Regions from separate parts of the Homo sapiens genome. Here region 2 is linked to region 1. Evidence: chromatin loops called from intact Hi-C (ENCODE). Cell type or tissue: PC-3. All regions are shown on one strand. Links, peaks and the distances in the headings refer to the core of each region. The heading gives the core; the rest is flanking DNA. Region 1 has its middle 16 kb from the start of BCHE. Region 2 has its middle 700 kb from the start of ZBBX.

The links. Peaks named below come from ENCODE experiments on the same cell type or tissue, not always from the same donor. Only the 100,000 strongest peaks of a DNase experiment are listed, where the experiment ranks them.
Region 2: a loop joins it to region 1, with 27 times the contacts of the local background. A loop is called at or near these places in 2 of 110 quality-filtered maps.

The regions. Positions count from the first base shown.
Region 1 is chr3:165,849,267-165,858,454 of GRCh38, forward strand. No RefSeq gene overlaps it. Among named protein-coding and RNA genes, the nearest start is that of BCHE, 16 kb to the left of the region's middle. In PC-3, for the core only: CTCF peaks have their summits at 5,536 (motif pointing right) and 5,739; a DNase peak (open chromatin) is centred at 6,465.
Region 2 is chr3:166,679,865-166,689,052 of GRCh38, forward strand. No RefSeq gene overlaps it. Among named protein-coding and RNA genes, the nearest start is that of ZBBX, 700 kb to the right of the region's middle. In PC-3, for the core only: a CTCF peak has its summit at 5,572; no DNase peak of the experiment used is centred there.

The DNA of each region.
Region 1 (9,188 bases), core at 559-8,558:
ATATTTGGATCTTCATGTTTTATGTTGAGGTTTTCTTTTATTTTTTTGTAACCAAATAATATGAACTTTTTTCCTTCAGCCTTTAATTTCCAGGGTACGTGCGCAGTATGTCCATGTTTGTTACATAGGTAAACGTGTGCCATAGTGGTTTGCGGCACAGATCAACTCATCACCTAGGTATTAAGCCCAGCACCCATTAACTATTCTTCCAGATGCTCCCCCTTCCCCTGCTCCCGCAAAAGGCCCCAGTGTGTGTTGTTCCCCCACAATGTGTTCATGTTCATGTGTTCTCATTGCTCAGCTCCCACTTATAAGTGAGACCATGCAATTTGATTTTCTGTTCCTGCATTAGTTTGCTAAGAATAATGGTGTCCAGTTCCATTTATGTCCCTACAAATGATGTGATCTCATTCCTTTTTATGGCTGCATAGTGCTCCATGGTATATATATACCACATTTTCTTTATCCAGTCTATTATTGATGGGCATTTGGGTTGATTCTATGTCTTTGCTACTGTGAATAGTGTTGCAATGAACATACACATGCATGTATCTTTATAATAGAATAATTCATATTCTTTTGGGTATAAACACAGTAATGGGATTGGTGGGTCGAATGGTATTTCTGCCTCTAGATCTTTGAGGAATCACCACACTGTCTTCCACAATGGTTGAACTAATTTAAACTTCCACCAACAGTGTAAGTATTCCTTTTTCTCTGCAATTTCGCCAACATCTGTTGTTTCTTGACTTTGGGCCTTTTTATTTTTCCAGATGAAATGTCATTTTTTTAAAAAAAAAAAAAACCTAATAATATATCCATCCATTAGAATCTGGCTTATACAAAAGCAACAGAAAACCAACTCATTAGCTTGAGACAGCATGGGTTTTATTTTTCTTACATAAGGAATCTGGAGGTACATGGCCATGAAAGGAAACTAAAAAGTGAAGGTGTTTTTAGTCTGCTGTATTGCAACCCTGAACAGAATTTGTATTTTGTTAGTAAGGAAGAGGCCAAATTTGCATAGTATAGAAAACTATTAATATTTACCATTGTGTAGTACTTTTAAAAGTTCCATCAGTTAATTTCATTAATTAAGGAAAAGTGTCTTCTTATAAGTAAAATGGATATCTCTCAATTTATTTATCTATGTACCTAAAAGTTAATGTAAAAGAATTATGATATATTTTAAAATATAGTTTATATCCTATGTATTTTTGTATGTCTTTAGTTAACTTTACACTAATTGGCAATAATTTGTGAATATATAACCAGAAAAATATTTTTATTATTTTTTTTGGAGATGGAGTCTCACTCTGTTGCCCAGGCAGGAGTGCAGTGGCACGATCTTGGCTCACTGCAACCTCCACCTCCTGGGTTCAAGCGATTCTCCTGCCTCAGCCTCTCGAGTAACTGGGATTGCAGGTGCATACCTCCATGCCCAGCTAATTTTGTATTTTTAGCAGAGCTAGGGTTTCACCATGTTAGCCAGGCTGGTCTTGAACTCCTGACCTCAGGTGATCCACATGCCTCGGCCTCCCAAAGTGCTGGGATTAGAGGTGTGAGTCACCGCACCCAGCCAATATTTTAATTTTTATTGCTAAGCATATTGTGTTTCCTAAAGCACAAATTGTAGTGCCAATAATGATTAGTCCTATTTCTATTTTTCCTCCTTTTCATCTGCCTAAAAAATATAGGCATAATTTTAAGTGTAAGTTGTACTCAGTGCTTAAGTCAATTAAACATCTGAAAAGGCTGGGGTAGGTAGTCACAGAAAATAAAAGGGATGCACTTAGAGTAAATACCTTATTGTTGCTTATGTGTTAATTTTCTTGTGTCACACTCCTATATTCAAATTTATAAAAGGGACCTAATTTTGTTTGATTTTGTGAATTTACGAAGATAAAATTCACCTTGCAAATTTCCTGGCACATAATATATACTATATAAAAATTTGGTACTTGCTTGACTATATTAACAAAGTATAAAATATGTCTATTCTTTTTCTTAAAACTTCTTGCAATGTACAGTGTGCCTCTTTCTCTAAGAATTTCATTGTTAAAAAGAGAAAGCACTCTTTAAAAAATGCTCCTCATCACTGGGGATATTTTTTGAAGCCATTCATCTATTATAGGTGGTTATCTACTACAGGGATTTGTCAGTACCTTTCCCCAGGGTATTTTCTCAGCCAGTTTTATTCCAACTGGATGCACTCACTGAAGAAATTTATCTGAAGGTTGAGCATATCTATTTTATCTAAGGAAGGCAAAAGAAAATCTGGAACATCAAATTCAGAAAGATATTCCTGAATTAGTTAGACACGTACCCAAGGTGATTATGCCGATGGATGGTTGTATTCATGAAATGCAATGGCAAAGGGAGACCTCATGGAATGCATAGGTGCACGTAGGCATTAGCAATCATGGCTCCAATCAAAGCCTTACTGCTCTTGCTTAGAGGAAGGTTTGTATTAAATTTTAATATAGCACACCCAATCTTAGTAACAGCTGATTATTTATGATATTTTGAAGGCAGATCATTAGCAATGTTTTGAGAACTACTTTAATCAGAATTTAAGTTTTTACTTAAAGTTTACAATATTTAATGGGGCTCAATTTCTGTAATGGAAGACTTGAAGTAGATTTGTCTGGGAGACTTCTGGTATATGCCTGTTTTCTCTGTATAATTATTAGTAACACAAGCTTTCACTCTAAGATATTTAATGACCAATTACATAAGCCCCTACTGATGTTAAAAAGAAGTCAGTGAGAAATACTATAACATATTTCTACGTGACAGAAAACAAATATGAACTCAGAGTTTTTAGTAATATATTTTTGTGTAATGATATGGCTATTAATGGTTTATATATACTAAAGAGAAAAAAAGTATCCTTTTTGTGAGATCACTATGTAAACAAAGAAAGATCTTCAAAATCTCATTAGCATGATTACTTTTCATCATATTTTCTTAAATTACCAAGGTATTTCATCACCTGTTAAGATAAAGCAGTTCATGGTATCAGCCTGGCACAGAAAGGATTTATTGACTGTGTAGTCTGGAATGTTACATAGTGATGAACATAAACTCTGCTTCTTGCCACTCACACTTCACCTTGCAGTGTTGCAGCTGTGCTTAGCAACAGAATGCCAGATGGCACGGAGACATCAATTGATTACTACTCAGGAACAATGTCACTTACCAGAACGGAGGACAGATAAATTGACAAAGACAATGCTATGTTTGCAAGCCTGAATAAAGAAGCACTTTAAGTAGATTTATGGCTGCATTTTAAAACATATACTCTTTGGAAACTTTTGTCCAAGGATAAGGCAACAAACAATTATATGCACATTCATGTTTTGCTAGAATCTTTTTTTTTAATGCTTAGATTTCTGTGCCGGTCTACACATGTAGAAGATAATATATTAAAGCTTTTTGTTGTATGCTATTGCAAACACCAAATTATCTAAACTCTGTTTTTAAAATGCATTCTTAACTATCTTTTTGTGCTGATCAGTTAACATTACAAACTTGGGCTAGAGAGAAAGGCAGTAGAAAAACTGCCTAAAGAATTCTGGAATTCACAAGCTGTCAGCATGAGTTATCTGTTCACAAAGAATGTCTTTTATGAGTAAGCCTTGTTTTTGTAGAAGGCATTTATTATCACATTTGGCATCACTTTATGTAGCATATCTTGGACTGTTTGCACTCAAATCTTGGCTGTGCAATATATCTGATGTCCTGGAATGGATGTCAATGCTGAAAAACACACATGCCAGGTTACTCAACTTATCTGTGGTAAATAAGTCCTATAGATTTTCAAAAATAATATGCCATCTTGATTGTTGTAGCTTCTTCTCAAATTCATTTGAAGAGATGCTAGTATGACAGCAGAAATTCCATTTCAACAAATACAGTTCATTGCTGCTTTTGTGCAGTGCATGAATTGCCGATAACTATCGTTCTTGATAAAGAATGTGCATTTACTTAAGTTCAAATATAATATTGCTTTGGATAGAAAATTGATCTACTCATATGAAATGTTACCAAAGTGCCTCACTTGCTGCAAGAAGAGCTTTACTTGGAAGACCTAGGAAGACTATTGGAAAAGGCAGGTCCATGGATCATGGCTCCTTATGTGTTGAGTTATAATTTTAACTCTGCAAATGTAAATTTATTGTCTATAACTGAACTCATTATCTCTCAGAACACACTTTCTTGCTGATGGTGGTGGCAGAGGAGTGGATCTTACACCTGTTTCTTAAACATAATTTGATCTCTTCTGGTTTAAAATAGTTGTTTTCACTTAAATATTCTGTCAATATAAAGTTGAAACACACTACGAGAACTATTTTCTGCTTCAAAGGGTCTCTTTCTGCCATGACTTTCTGGAGTTCTGTGCCTTGCTTCAGTGTGAAGCATTTTAATCTTTATCAAAGGTATTATCCATACACAACATCTTGTCCTCACTGAACTTCACACTGGCCGTCAGTCCTGAACTGGTGGCTGCAGGTGTGCCCCCTGGTTCTAACTGGTTCTAGATTATCAGGCCGGCATTCACTGAGGATGACTGTAGCCCCCAACAGCCTCAGATCACAAGTTTACCTGATTCTGTTCTTCTCTGATTCTAACTTGGGGTGTCTTGCAGGTCACAGGTCCTCTTGGTATTGTCACATGTCCAAAGAGAAAATGAAGAAGTTCTGCAGCTCTTGCATGCCTCAAGCAAGCTGTGAGATCTTTGTGGCACCATTTTTGCCATTGCTTCTGCGTGTGCATGTCAGGCCTCTATTTCTAGTCTTCTTGGTTATCATGTACCTCAGGTATAAGGTCTTCTCTTTCAGCTCACCCCTTTCCCTACCATGGGATTATTTTATCTTTTCCCAATTCAAGACTTGGGGCCTGGGTCCTTATCAGAGATCTCAAGACCTTAAATATCTGGATATTTATATTCTTAGCACTTTTGAAACATTTATTTCCTTTCTAAGTCACAGTAAAGCTGCCATGATATCATTTATCTATTATGTCCTCTATGCACTTTGGCTTTGGCAAAGAGCCATGCTCAGATTTTTAAGTTCCGTCTAGATATTTGAAATGAAATTTCTAAAATGTAGGGGGAAAATTAACAATGCCTATTATCTTTCTGTAAACTAAAAAAGACATCTAACTTAAAAGTAAAAATTGAACAATAAATACTTTATTTTGGCTGTATTTGACCTTGCTCTAATACAAAGCATGCCATTATTTCAATAGGTATGGAAGCCAGGGTACAACCGAGGTTATTAGGAATAGAATTCTATTGCTTTAATCTACAAAATATAATCTCGATTTCATCCTACCTCAGTAAGACTTTTCCTACCTGGAAAAGACACTTCCTCTTACATAAGCGTGCCATTTAATCCTAGAAGTTGAAAGCTGAATATTATCAAACTTGATTGTTCTATCACTTGCCATCTCTCCAAATTTGGCTAGGTAAAATCTGGAAACTAACTTTTATTATCTTATGTGAACACTAGAGGGCACTATGCATTTCCCTAAAACAGTAGTTCTCAAATAATTGTGCCTCAGAATCACCTAATGCGCATATTAAAGCATATTGCTGACCTCCATCCTCAGAGTTTCTGATTCTTTAGGTCTGAGGTGGGCCCATGAATTTACATTTTCTTCATTAGTAGCTTTGCCACCAGCACAGGCAGAGCTTTCTTTGAGCAATTGTGCATCATTATCCTGTTGTGACTCACAATGGCATCTGGCTCAAGAGTGATGGAGGTGTCCTCATATCTTAAACAATAACAAAACTCAGTGTGATATTCTTCTCTGACTTCCCAAGGCCTCGCAAAAGTGACTTCGTGTCCATATTTCCAGCTGCAAATTTTCTTTCTGGCCTTCATATTGGCTCTGGTCTTTTCCTATAAATCCCACCCCTTTCAAATATTCTCTAGGCCACAACACTTTGAGCTTAAGATGTTGCTGTGGATATGTTCATTCTGTACCTGAAAAGAGGCTTAATATGGTGACAGTTCAGAGTCCAAGAAAGAAGATTTAGAAGATTTACAGACGATTTTATAGGTCTTTCTTTTTCTTCTTTTCTTACTTTCCCTGAAAAACCTGTTTCTTCCTTGGTGTGCATGTATACATGTTTGTTTTCCTAAAAGATCATGACCCTGAACTCAAATAACTAGGCTTCTGGTTTTTATTATAGGGATTGGTAATTATTCTGTCTGCCGTATGGATATAAATCCTCATGAATAACAGATTTGGGGCTGGACTCCATAGTGCAATCACTAAGGTCTTTCCTGTGTATATCACTGTAAGTTCCTGAATTCTCTTATGATGTTCAAAAGGCCTACAATTGTGCAAAAAGTAAATATTGGAGTGTCCACATTGGCAATTTTGAATAAAGCTCAGAAGAATCTTGCAGCATGTGTGAGAATCACTTCCATGGGATGACTCACAGGCAACCTGCAGGAAATTGTTGAAGACCTTGCCAAACAACAATAAAAAGCATAAGCTACATGACTTCTCAATCCAGCTTATGTAAGGCATGTGCTTATATGAGAACTGGTATGCTTCAAGCCTTGGCTTGCCTTCCATGGTGCTCAGTGAGAGTGGTAGGGCTCATGCTTGCCAGGCTTATGATGCTGTATTTGCTTCTTGACATATGGTCACTGTAAGTTTCAGCACTAACTATTGCAGGTTTCATTGTCTTCTTCTAAACTCTATTTCAGACCAGATGAGGTATATCTTCTAGGGGCTAAGCTTCCCATCTTTATCATTTCTCCAATTATTGATGTGACATAAACATATGTCCTGCTATTTAAAGTGACTTCCCTTTTGCTTTTGGAGAACATTTTTGACATGGTTTGGCTGTGTCCCCACCCAAATCTCATCTTGAATTCCTACATGTTGTGGAAGGGACCTAGTGGGAGGTAATTGAATCATGGAAGCAGGTCTTTCCCGTGCTGTTCTTGTAACAGTAAGTCTCACGAGATCCGGTGGTCATCTGATGGTCATTATAACAGTGAGTTTTCCTGCACAAGCCTTCTTCTTCTCTTGTCTGCCGCCATGTGAGACGTGCCTTTCACTTTCCACATGGTTGTGAAGCTTCCCCAGCCATGTGGAACTGTCAGTTCTCCATTAAACCTCTTTCCCTTGTATACTGCCCAGTCTCAGGTATGTCTTTATCAGCAGTGTGAAAACGAATTAATACAATTTTATTCTCTTACAAAAGCTAAATTACATAAATCAAAAGCTTTGACTTTAAAATAGACCCTCGAAAAGCCTATATTGTAAGGACTTTTTTTCTTTCTTTTTATATACCTGCTATGTTAAATTTCCTTGAGGCAGCATATATTGCCCAGATGCACTCTGGAACTTGCACGACTCAAGCACTGGGATCTTAGGTGTAGGAAGGCAGTAACTTTGATTTAGTGCTATCATTTCTGCTAAAGAATAGCTAAGGCAAAATAATTAACATAAAAATACTGGAAGCATTATTCAGTAAACAATGTTTTGTGTCTGAAACATGCTACAGTATCACATGCGGGTAATACCCCTTTATTGATTAGCATATACTAGCTCCAGGACACTGTTTTTTTCTGATATAGACATGGGGTTTTACGGACCCTTTTAGCCCCAGTGCTTAGTACGGTAATTTGATTATTAAAATTCTTAATATATTTTCACTGAATAGGATAAGAGAAAAAGAAACAGGAGATCTCAGTCATTTTAAGTTTTTATAGTCATAGAGAAAATGGCAATAATCTCAGGAATTGTAGACTGATCTAGGACAGAAGTTTTCAAAGTTTTGAGACTTTGGACTCCTTTATATATTTAAAAATTATTGAGGATTTTAAATATTTTTAAAATATAAACTATACCTATTAATATTTACAGTATTAGATCTTAAAATAGAAAAAAATTAAAAATATTTATGGATTAATGTATTTAGTTCAGTAATAAACATGTGTTAACATGAATATATTTTTATATAAAATAACTCTTTTTCAGATCAGCAAACAGTATAATCAAAAGAGTGTCATAGTTTCACATTTTTGAAAATTCTTTTAAATATCTATATTAATAAAGACAGCTGGACTCTCATATCCACTTCTGAGTTCAATCTGTTGTCATATCACATGTTGTGCAGCCTCTGGAAAACTTCACTATACGCTCTTCAGATAATAAATGTGAAAAGGCAAACAAGGTCTTAGTATTAGGAAAATAGTTTGACTTTATGAAAACCCTGAAAGGGTCTTAGGGAAATAGAGGCATCTCTGATCACATTTTGAAAACTGTTGGCCTCATTATTCATGGGTGGTTTTATTGTTTTCTTATAGCCACTAAATACAATCCTCAACAATTAAAAAAATACAAAAGTAAATAGATAAGCAAAAGAAACAAAGGAAATATGGGGAAAAACTATTAATTCTCTCTATATCTATTTAATTCATACCCTTATAAATATACCTGTATGTTTAAAAAATTTTCCTAAACCAGAGTATATTTAATGTGAAGTGCAAACTGAAGGAAGAAAAACAGATTTTCCATATTATTGTATCGATTTGTTTTGTATGGTATATTTACAAAGGTATGGTTAAAAAAATGTGTATTATATTTTTCTTAATGAGAAAAATATGACAACTTAGGACCACATAAGTAGAATCAAAATATCACAAAATTATTGAATTTTAGTTTTTAATGCTGTCATCATTTATTTCAATAAAAGTTCCAGATATACTGAAATTTTAATAAAATGGAGACAGCAAATTTATTATACATCAACCAAATTCAAATTTATACACACTCGAAGCAACTCTCAAATGTGCCTAGGTAAAAGTGTTTGTAATTCAGCTTTGAAATATAAAACTAAAAGATAGGTGGCACATAAATTGGCATATAATTCATAAGCTGTGGTTTGTAGTCTTAAAGTTCAATAATGACTGTCAATATAATAAATACGTAAATAGGTGAGAATTGTTATTTATAATATCAAAATATAAAGCATACAATGAAATTAAAACATTCAGAAATATTTGTGCATGTTCCAAATGGTCTCGCATCTTCTTCTACTGAGTTTTCGGAAAGTGTGTTTTTGTAAGCAGAGTGGTAAATGAGAGACATACACACAGAACAGAGCATAATATAAATAAGCTAGGACCTAAAATATGCTAGAACCTTTGTGTCTT
Region 2 (9,188 bases), core at 585-8,584, 830 kb after region 1:
AAGGAAAGGTCAGAATATTTTTGTTTACCACCAGGTCCCCAGCATTCTTCATGATATCTGATAAGGTTATCAGTAAGGATATCCTTATCTAGTAAAGATAATATAAATATTCATTTAGTGAAATTATGTATTAATGAGCTAAGATATTTTACTTTGAGATGTTTACTATTTGCCTTGTCTTACTAAATATAGTTTTATATTTCTTTCCTCCACAAATGCCTCTGTTTTATAAGGGAGATTAACTTACTTATGTAGCTAATATAGGATGGATGGTTTCAGGTAGAAAATGTGGATTCTACTAGTAAGAGTCTCAATTTCTTGGAGACCTGTTTTTCATTTTGTTTCCTAGAAGTAGACACCAGACTGTATCCTCTGGTGTCAAACTTTGCTTCACTACTATTCTAACTTGATTTCTGAAGGCCTTGCCACTTCTGGGCCAATTCAGTAGAAGAAGCATCTACCACTTAGAGCCAGGATTCCTCTCCAAGCAGTTCAGCTAAATCCTTGTGCACAGCTTAACCTCTTTCCATTTCAGGCCTTACTTACTGAGAATTTCTAGGTATTCATTAGGTCGGTGCAAAAGCAATTGCGGTTTTGCCATTACTTTTAATGCAATTACTGCAATTACCAACCTAATAACTTTTACCCCCAATTTCTTTAAGGTCAAAAAAAGAGTAAAACTTCTTTTTGTGTTCTGCCTTCCAGAACAAAGTCATTTACCTATGTGATGATCAATAACCTTTAACATTTAATTTTCAACCCCACCTGATTCTCACGCATTCTAAGTAACTTTTGCTCAAATGAATAATTTGTTGATGTCAAAATAAAATGAGAGAATACATCTCTAAACTTAACATTTTATTCAGGACTTAAAGAATTACATTTCAGGCACACACACAGACTTGGTGGTCTTTTGTGTGTCTGAAGAACAAAGAAAAGTTTGGAGTCAGAGAAATGTTACGTATGGTTTTAAAACAAAGCTTATTGTCACTAGATAAACTTTTGGGTGCTGGCAAGCTCTGATTGTCTAGTGACGGTGGTAGGTAAAACTAAGAGTCACGGCAGGTCATGTTAGCAGTCACTAGGTCAAAACGGCCTCAGGGTTACAGCAGGTAGTTTCCGATGCCGGGCTTGCAAAGAATTCAATTCCTGAAGCTGTGCTTTATATCCCGAGTGCATTTTCCCTGGCCTCTCACCTCTGATTTAATTGAGTATGGCAAGAATGACCCAATTCGCATACTCAACTTTCACAAATTTAAAACTGAATTAAAAATAAAACAAACTCATTCTCACCGTAGATAAAGACATGCTAAAAAGTCATCTTTCATAACATCCTGGCTGCAGAGTATGACTAGCGTTTAAGCAGAACACGCATTTGGAAAGAATTGGCTTGTTAGAAATGCTGTCAAGTAAAAGATTGTCAGTAGATGTTGGCTGCAGTAGAAATGAATTCTCAGACATGCTGACTCTTTTAAGAGCGGCCGAATCACCTGGAATGAAAATTATTTCTCCTTCTCCATCCCTCATAGGCTGATTTGAAATGCACAGCAAAAATATTTTCTATAAAAAGAAATGATTTACTAATTAGAAATTGCTGTATTAATGTGTATTTTAGGAATTTGATTACTACTAGCATTCATAATATTTTTGAGCTTGTATGTGCCTTAATAATTTAATAAGAAATCTTAAATGACCTACACATTATTCTAAAATGTAGGAATGATTTGAAATCAGGAAATTCAAGTGTACACAGAGTCCTTTTAAAAATAATAATGGTTGTAACATCGTCACACACTGGCTTAAGACAATTCATCATAAAATGGACATATAGACATTCCTTTTTTTAATTTTTTGAAACTTTTTAATGAAGAAAAGGTTGGAGAACTGAATGAAGAGAACAAATCTTTGCTTTGTCAAGGAAAGTAGACAAATTATTCTTTAAAAGCTTGAGATTACTCAGATCAATATGAATTGATTCTTTTATATTTTAAACAAAAGCTTCGTTGTTTTCTTGCTTATATTAACTGTTGAAATGCTTTTAAAAACTGTGGCATATAGTAATTTGTATATTTCAATATGTATATATTTAACACTGAATATAAAAATGTAGAGAAATGCAGAAAAGTATTTCAAAATGAAGATTTTTTTAAGTACATCATTTACCAGTCTTTTTCTAAAATTAAAAAAAAGAAAGGCATTTTATCTACATCTGCAACAACAGATGTAAGTATTAATAAGGATCCTCCCAGCCTCACTTCAGCTAATGCATTTAGGCATTTCTGTGAGAAAAAGCGTACATCAGCAAAAGGAGAATTTGGTTTTTCACTCACTTTGTTTAAATCTCTGTCATCTGTCTTTTAGCTCTTGAATCAGTGTGTAAATATAATGAACAGATTTACATGCTCAAGTGTACTAGAGGCAATAAGCAATAAGCATATTTTAAAGTGAAAAAATACAATCAACTGACTATGAAATTAGCTCTTCACCCTCCCAATTTTCACTTAATCTTTAAATAGAGACAGCCATTTGAGGTATCTTTTTCCTGCTGAGTGAAAGCATGCTGCTATATATTGGCAAATACAGAGAATAAACACTGAGACACTGATATTTTTCTTATGTATAAATTACAGTTTGTTTGCAATAATTTCATGAATAACTTTATTAAATGGTTAAATATTCTTAAGCATTTACTAAATCAACACTAGTAGGCTTAGATGCATTTAGATGCAATCACACATTTATATCAAAAAATATATGAGGTGAATATAATCAATAATTACATTTTATAAAATAAACTAAAGAAATAGAATCTTGGTGACATTAAGTAACTTAACTTCTTTAAGTTGACTCAATTACAAACTGCCAGTAACCCATCATTTTAATCATCAATTGAACATTGTTACCTATTTTTTTGAAATTTTACACAATTTTATTCCATATACTTCCCTCTTGGTGATATATTTTGTGTGTTTATATTATTCAACAAGTATTTTAACAAGTATTTACTAAGTACCTGTTGTATGCCAGGAATATTCTAGATGCAGCTGATACAGCTACAAAAATGGATGCTCATTTCACCACCTTTAGTCTTTTCCTCCAAAAAACTATTCTTCTTCTAAATAAGAAGTAAATACTCCCTCCTATTGATAAATTACCTCCATTAAACCATATATATTTTTTTCCCATTATGGTATTATCTTCTACTACCCATCCCTCTTAAATTCTGAGTTATTGTAAACAAGAAATACAAGTCCATCCATATGTCTCTACTAGAGATCACCTTCCTTCAGTCTTATAAGGTCTCCTTCTAGGCCTTGACCAACCAGCCAAAACATTCGCCACTGCTCATGATTCAATGCATATTTTTGTTTTTTTACTTTTATTTAAAGTTCAGGGGTACAAGTGCAGGTTTGTTACATAGGTAAACTTGTGTCATGGGGGTTTGCTGTACTGATTATTTCATCACTCAGGTATTAAGCCTAGTACCTTTTAGTTATTTTTCCTGACTCTCTCCCTCCTCCCACCCTCCATCTTCTTAAAGGTTCCAGTGTGTGTTGTTCCCTTCTATGTGTCCATGTGTTCTCATCATTTAGCTCCTACTTATAAGTGATAACATGTGGTATTTGGTTTTTATTTCTCCATTAGTTTGCTAAGGATAATGGCTTCCAGGTCCATCCATGTCTCTGCAAAGGACATGATCTCATTCGTTTTTGTGGCTGCATAGTATTTCATGGTGTATATGTACCACATTTTTTTTATCCAGCCTATCATTGATGGGCATGTAGGTTGATTCCTTGTCTTTTTTATTGTGAATAGTTCAGCAGTGAACATATATGTGCACGTGTCTTTACAATAGAATGAGTTATACTCCTTTGGTTGTATACCCAGTAATGGGATTGCTGGGTCAAATGGTATGTCTGTTTTTAGGTCTTTGAGAAATTGACACACTGTCTTCCACAATGGCTAAACTGGTTTACGGTGCAAACAACAGTGTAAAATGGTTCCTTTTTCTCCAAAACCTCACCAGCATCTGATCTGTTGTTTTTTGACTTTTCAATAATAGCCATTCTGACTGGTGTGAGATGATATCTCTCTTTTTTTTTTTTTCTTTTGAGACAGAGTCTTGCTCTGTTGCCCAGGTTGGAGTGCAGTGGCATGATCTTGGCTCATGGCAACCTCTGCCTCCTGGGTTCAAGTGATTCTCCTGCCTCAGCCTCCTGAGTAGCTGGAACTACAGGTGTACACCACCATGCCCGGATAATTTTTGTATTTTTAGTGGAGATGGACTTTCACTATGTTGGCCAGGCTGGTCTCAAACTCCTGACCTCAGGTAATCCGCCCACCTCGGCCTCTCAAATTGCTGGGATTACAGCATGAGCCACAGCACCCAGCTTCACTGTGGTTTTGATTTGCATTTCTCTAATGATCAGTGACGCTGAGCTTTTTTCGTATGTTTGTTGGCTGCACATATGTCTGCTTTTGAAAAGTGTCTTTTCATGTCCTTTGCCCACTTTTTAATCAGGTTATTTTTTTATTCTTTAAATTTGTTTAAGTTCCTTACAAATGCTGGATATTAGACCTTTGTCAGAGGAATAGATTGCAATAAAAATTTATCTCATTCTGTAGATTGTCTGTTTATTTTGTTGATTCTTTTGCTGTGTAGAAGCTCTTTAGTTTAATTGTATCCCATTTGTCAACTTTTGCTTTTGTTGCAATTGCTTTTGGCATCTTTTTCATGATATCTTGGCCCATGCCTATACCCTGAATGATATTGCCCAGGTTGCCTACCAGAGTTTTTATAGTTTTTGGTTTTACATTTAACTCTTCAATTCATCTTGAGTTAATTTTTGCATATACTAAAAATAAGGGGTCCAGTTTTAATCCTATACATATGGTGAGTCAGTTATTCCAGCACTATTTATTGAATAGGAAATCCTTTCCCCAAGGCTTATTTTCATCAAGTTTGTTGAAGATCAGATAGTTGTAGGTGTGTGGTCTTATTTCTGGGTTCTCTATTCTGTTCTATTGGTCCATGTGTCTGTTTTTGTACCAGTTCCATGCTGTTTTGGTTACTATAACCCTGTAGCATAGTTTGAAGTCAGGTAGCATGATGCCTCCAGCTTTGTACTTTTTGCTTAGGATTGCCTTGGGTATTTGGGCTCTCTTTTGGCCTGTAATACCAGTTACTCGGGAGGCTGAGACAGGAGAATCGCTTGAACCTGGGGGGCGGAGGTTGCAGTGAACCGAGATTGTACCACTGCACTCCAGACTGGGTGGCAGAGTGAGACCCCATCTCAAAAAAAGTAAATAAACAAATTTCAAAACAGTTTTTTCTAGTTATGTGAAGAATGTCTATGGTAGTTTAATAGGAATAGCATTGTGATTCAATGACTATTCTAAATTCAAGTTTTCTTTCTATTCAAAGTGCATGACTAGTCAATATCCAAGGTTTTCCCCTTTGGGAAAATTTCTTCTTGCCATAGTATTTCAAAGCCACCCCATGCACTAAACCAACACATTTATGACCAAGCTATGAATTCTTCCTCTTCTATTAGCTGGTCATCGGGAGCCTCCCTGTGGCATAAATGTGAGCACCTGCAGAGATTAACTACAGAGGTGATTGATGTGATTGTCCTGCCCCACCTGCACATATAGCTTTCTTATGCCCTCTGGTACTGCTCAGGTGATATCCAGGATATACCACTGCTATCTTACAATGGATTGTTCAACTGTTGCTGGTCTGCATGACCTGTGACTTGGTGGATCTGACATTAACCAGCTCATTATGGGCAGCTCTGGCCACATGGTCATTTATTATACCATGGTTAGACTCTCTGTATTTACCAAGGTCCAAGAGAATGCCAGCAGTTTTCTGAAAATTTTGTAATTTTCTGATACACATAACACAGTTCCATTCCAGAACTCTAGTGGGATTCATTGGAATTCCTTTATTGATGCTCTAATATGATAGGGTCATATTGCATCATATTGCTCAAAGTAGCTGGGTGTTTTGTACCATAACCTGCTCATGCTATACAACATCTAGACTCCATTTAAAGCTGGTATTCATCCTGCCTATTGATCCGAATAGTATTCCTAGTGTAGAGTATGCTGTCTTCAGAAGCCAGATAGGCCTACTAGGCATTGTGCAGCTTTATTATGCTCTCTGCTATAAGGCATGCACGTGCCTTGGAGGGCATGTTTCCACAAAGGCCACTAATGTACTAGCATTTCTTTCTCATCTGGGATTATTAGCTTAATGCAATTGACATAGAGACACAGGACAAAACTCTGCAAAACATCCAGTAGTTCTAGGTCTCTTAGGTCTCTTCAGATTATAACAAAGGAAAGAAGAGTTATCATGGCCCTGAGTGAAGGCTATAAATGTATACCATTGACCTTTTCACGTGACTGCAAACTGCTTTTAATCTAAGTCAAAGCAAACTGTTTTTGGACAAAGGTGATGCAAACATATTTACCAGGTCAATGGCTCATATCATGTATATTAGCCTATGTTAATCTGTTCTACAGATTATCTATCATCTGGCAGAACAGCTACAGCTGAGTTGAGTTTATTACTTGCTTGAGATTAAAGGAGTCTGCTGTCATCCTTGAATTCAGCTGGTCTTTGCACAGGCCAGGCTGGTGAATTAACAGGTGATAAAATGAGGACACTTCACTTGTATTCTTTAGTTTAGACTCTTTAGAAATAGCACTTATTTCTGCCACCTATTTTAGGATGTGATATTTTTATATTTACTATCTTATATTATAGAAGAACAGTTTAAAAACTTTCAGTTGTCCTTTCACACTAAGTCAGCTCTCACTCCACATAGGCCAAATAGCAAATGTAGGAAATGTGGAAGTATCAATTATGTTAGTTCCAACTATACATTTAGCAACCAGGGAAATGATCATTGGATTGTGGCCTTAGAAGCTCTGGACCCACTGTGAGGACCTAGGCCAGACTCTACTCATCACCTCACTCACATTTGTCTCCACTCTTACCAAGAAGTCACAATGACAGCTTGAATGCTGGCTATCAATATTAGCTCAAGCCCTTGTCTAATGGTTTTGAAAAGATTTTATGTTGTCCATTTTCTCAGTGTATAACCAGGCAAGTAAATTGACCATTGGTCTCTTCCAGAAAGGACTGAGGAACCATCACTGTGCACAATGGCTGTGGTATTGTCAGTCCTTCCTCCTGGGGTTCTGACTGACTCTTCAGTTAATGTGTTTTGGATCCCAAAACTGTCTGAGTTCTGGAGTCTTTATGATGAAATCGTGGCTGTCTTTTGAAATATCTACCTTTTTCATTCATAAAAGTTCTTCTTTCTTTCTTGATTATAGAGTATGAACAGTCATAATCTCACTGGCTGCTCATCTATCTTGCCGTTAGGAAAACGGTCTTTTATTTAAAAAAAAATTATAACTCTATGCAACTTAGGCTCCTATGGCTGCCACTGTGATGTTGCTTCCAATAACAATAACTGAGGCAGCCTGACTTCTGATGTTTGAATACCACCAGATACCAGATAACTTATTTGTTTTGTTTTTTGTTTTTGTTTTTTTTGGTCAAATGATGGCACTTAATCTTTGCTCTCAGAGAGCCAAGTTATTTCCTGATGTTAAAAAAAGCAATTAGTGAACTTGTTAGTAAGGATGCTACTTTCTCATTAACATATAAGTAGACCTTGTCTGTGCTTCACAAACACTGCCTTTTTTATAAATTGAAGGTTTATGGCAATCTTGCATCAGGAACATCTATAGGCACCATTTTTTCAACAGCCTAGGCTCACTTGTGTCTCTGTGTCACATTTTGGTAATTTTGCAATATATCAAAGTTTTTATTATTATTACCTGTTAAGATGATCTGTGGTCAGTGATATTTGATGCTATTATTGTAATTGTTTTGATATGTCATGAACCGCACCTATGTAAGACAGAAAACTTAATCAGTAAATATCGAATGTGTTCTGACTGCTCCATAGACTAGCCATAGCCCAGTCTGTTTCCCTTTCCTTGGGCCTCCCTACTCCCTAAGACACAATAATATTGAAATTAGGCCAATTAGTGATTCCACAATAACCTCTAAGTGTTCAAGTGAAAGGAAGAGTTGCATTTCTCTCCCAATAAATCAAAGGCTACAAATGATTAAGCTTAGTGAGGAAGGCATGTTGAAAACTGAGATAGGCTGTAGGCCTCTTTTGCCAGCTAGCTAAGTTGTGAATACTAAGGAAACATTCTTGAAGGAAATTAAATGTGCTACTCCAGTGAACACATTAATGATAAGAAAGAAAAACAACATTATTACTGATATGGAAAAAAAGTGTAGTGGTATGAATGGAAGATCAAATCAGCTACAACATTCACTTAAGCCAAAACTTAATCCAGAGCAAGGCCTTAACTCTCTTAAATTCTGTGAAGGCAGAGAAATGTAAGGAAGCTGCCCAAAGAAACCTTTGAGGCAAACAGAGTTTGGCTCATAAGATAGTAGGGAAGAAGCAATCTCCATCACATAAAATTCAAGGTTAAGCAACAAGTCCTGATATGGAAGCTGCAACAAGTTATCCAGAAGATCTAGCTAAGATAATTAATAAAGGTGGCCACAAAAGTCAACAGGTTTTTAATGTAAATGAATTAGTCTTTTATTGGAAGAAGATGACATCTTGGGCTTTCATAGCTAAGAAGTCAATACCTATCTTCAAAGCATCAAAGAGAGGGGCTAACTCTTGCTTCAGGGTAATGCAGCTGGTGACTTGAAGTTAAAACCAATGTCCATTTACCTTTCTGAAAAGTCTAGGGTGCTTGAGAATTCTGATAACTCTACTCTGCCTCTGCTCTGTAAATGGAACAACAAAGCCTGGATGATGTTTAATTTATTTACAGCATGGTTTACTGAATATTTTAAGCCCATTGTTGAGTCCTATTGCTCCTTTAGATTAGATTCTTTTTAAAAGAGTACTTATTTATTGACAATGTGACTCATCACCCAAGAGCTCTAATGGAGACGCACAAGGAGATTAATGTTGTCTCATGCCTGCCAACACAATATCCATTGTGCAGCACTTGAATTGAGGAGTAATTTCAACTTTTAAATCTTATTATTTAAGAAATGATTCCTTCAATGAATATGGACAAAGGAAACTGAAAACCTTCTGGAAGGATTCACCTTTGTAGGTACCATT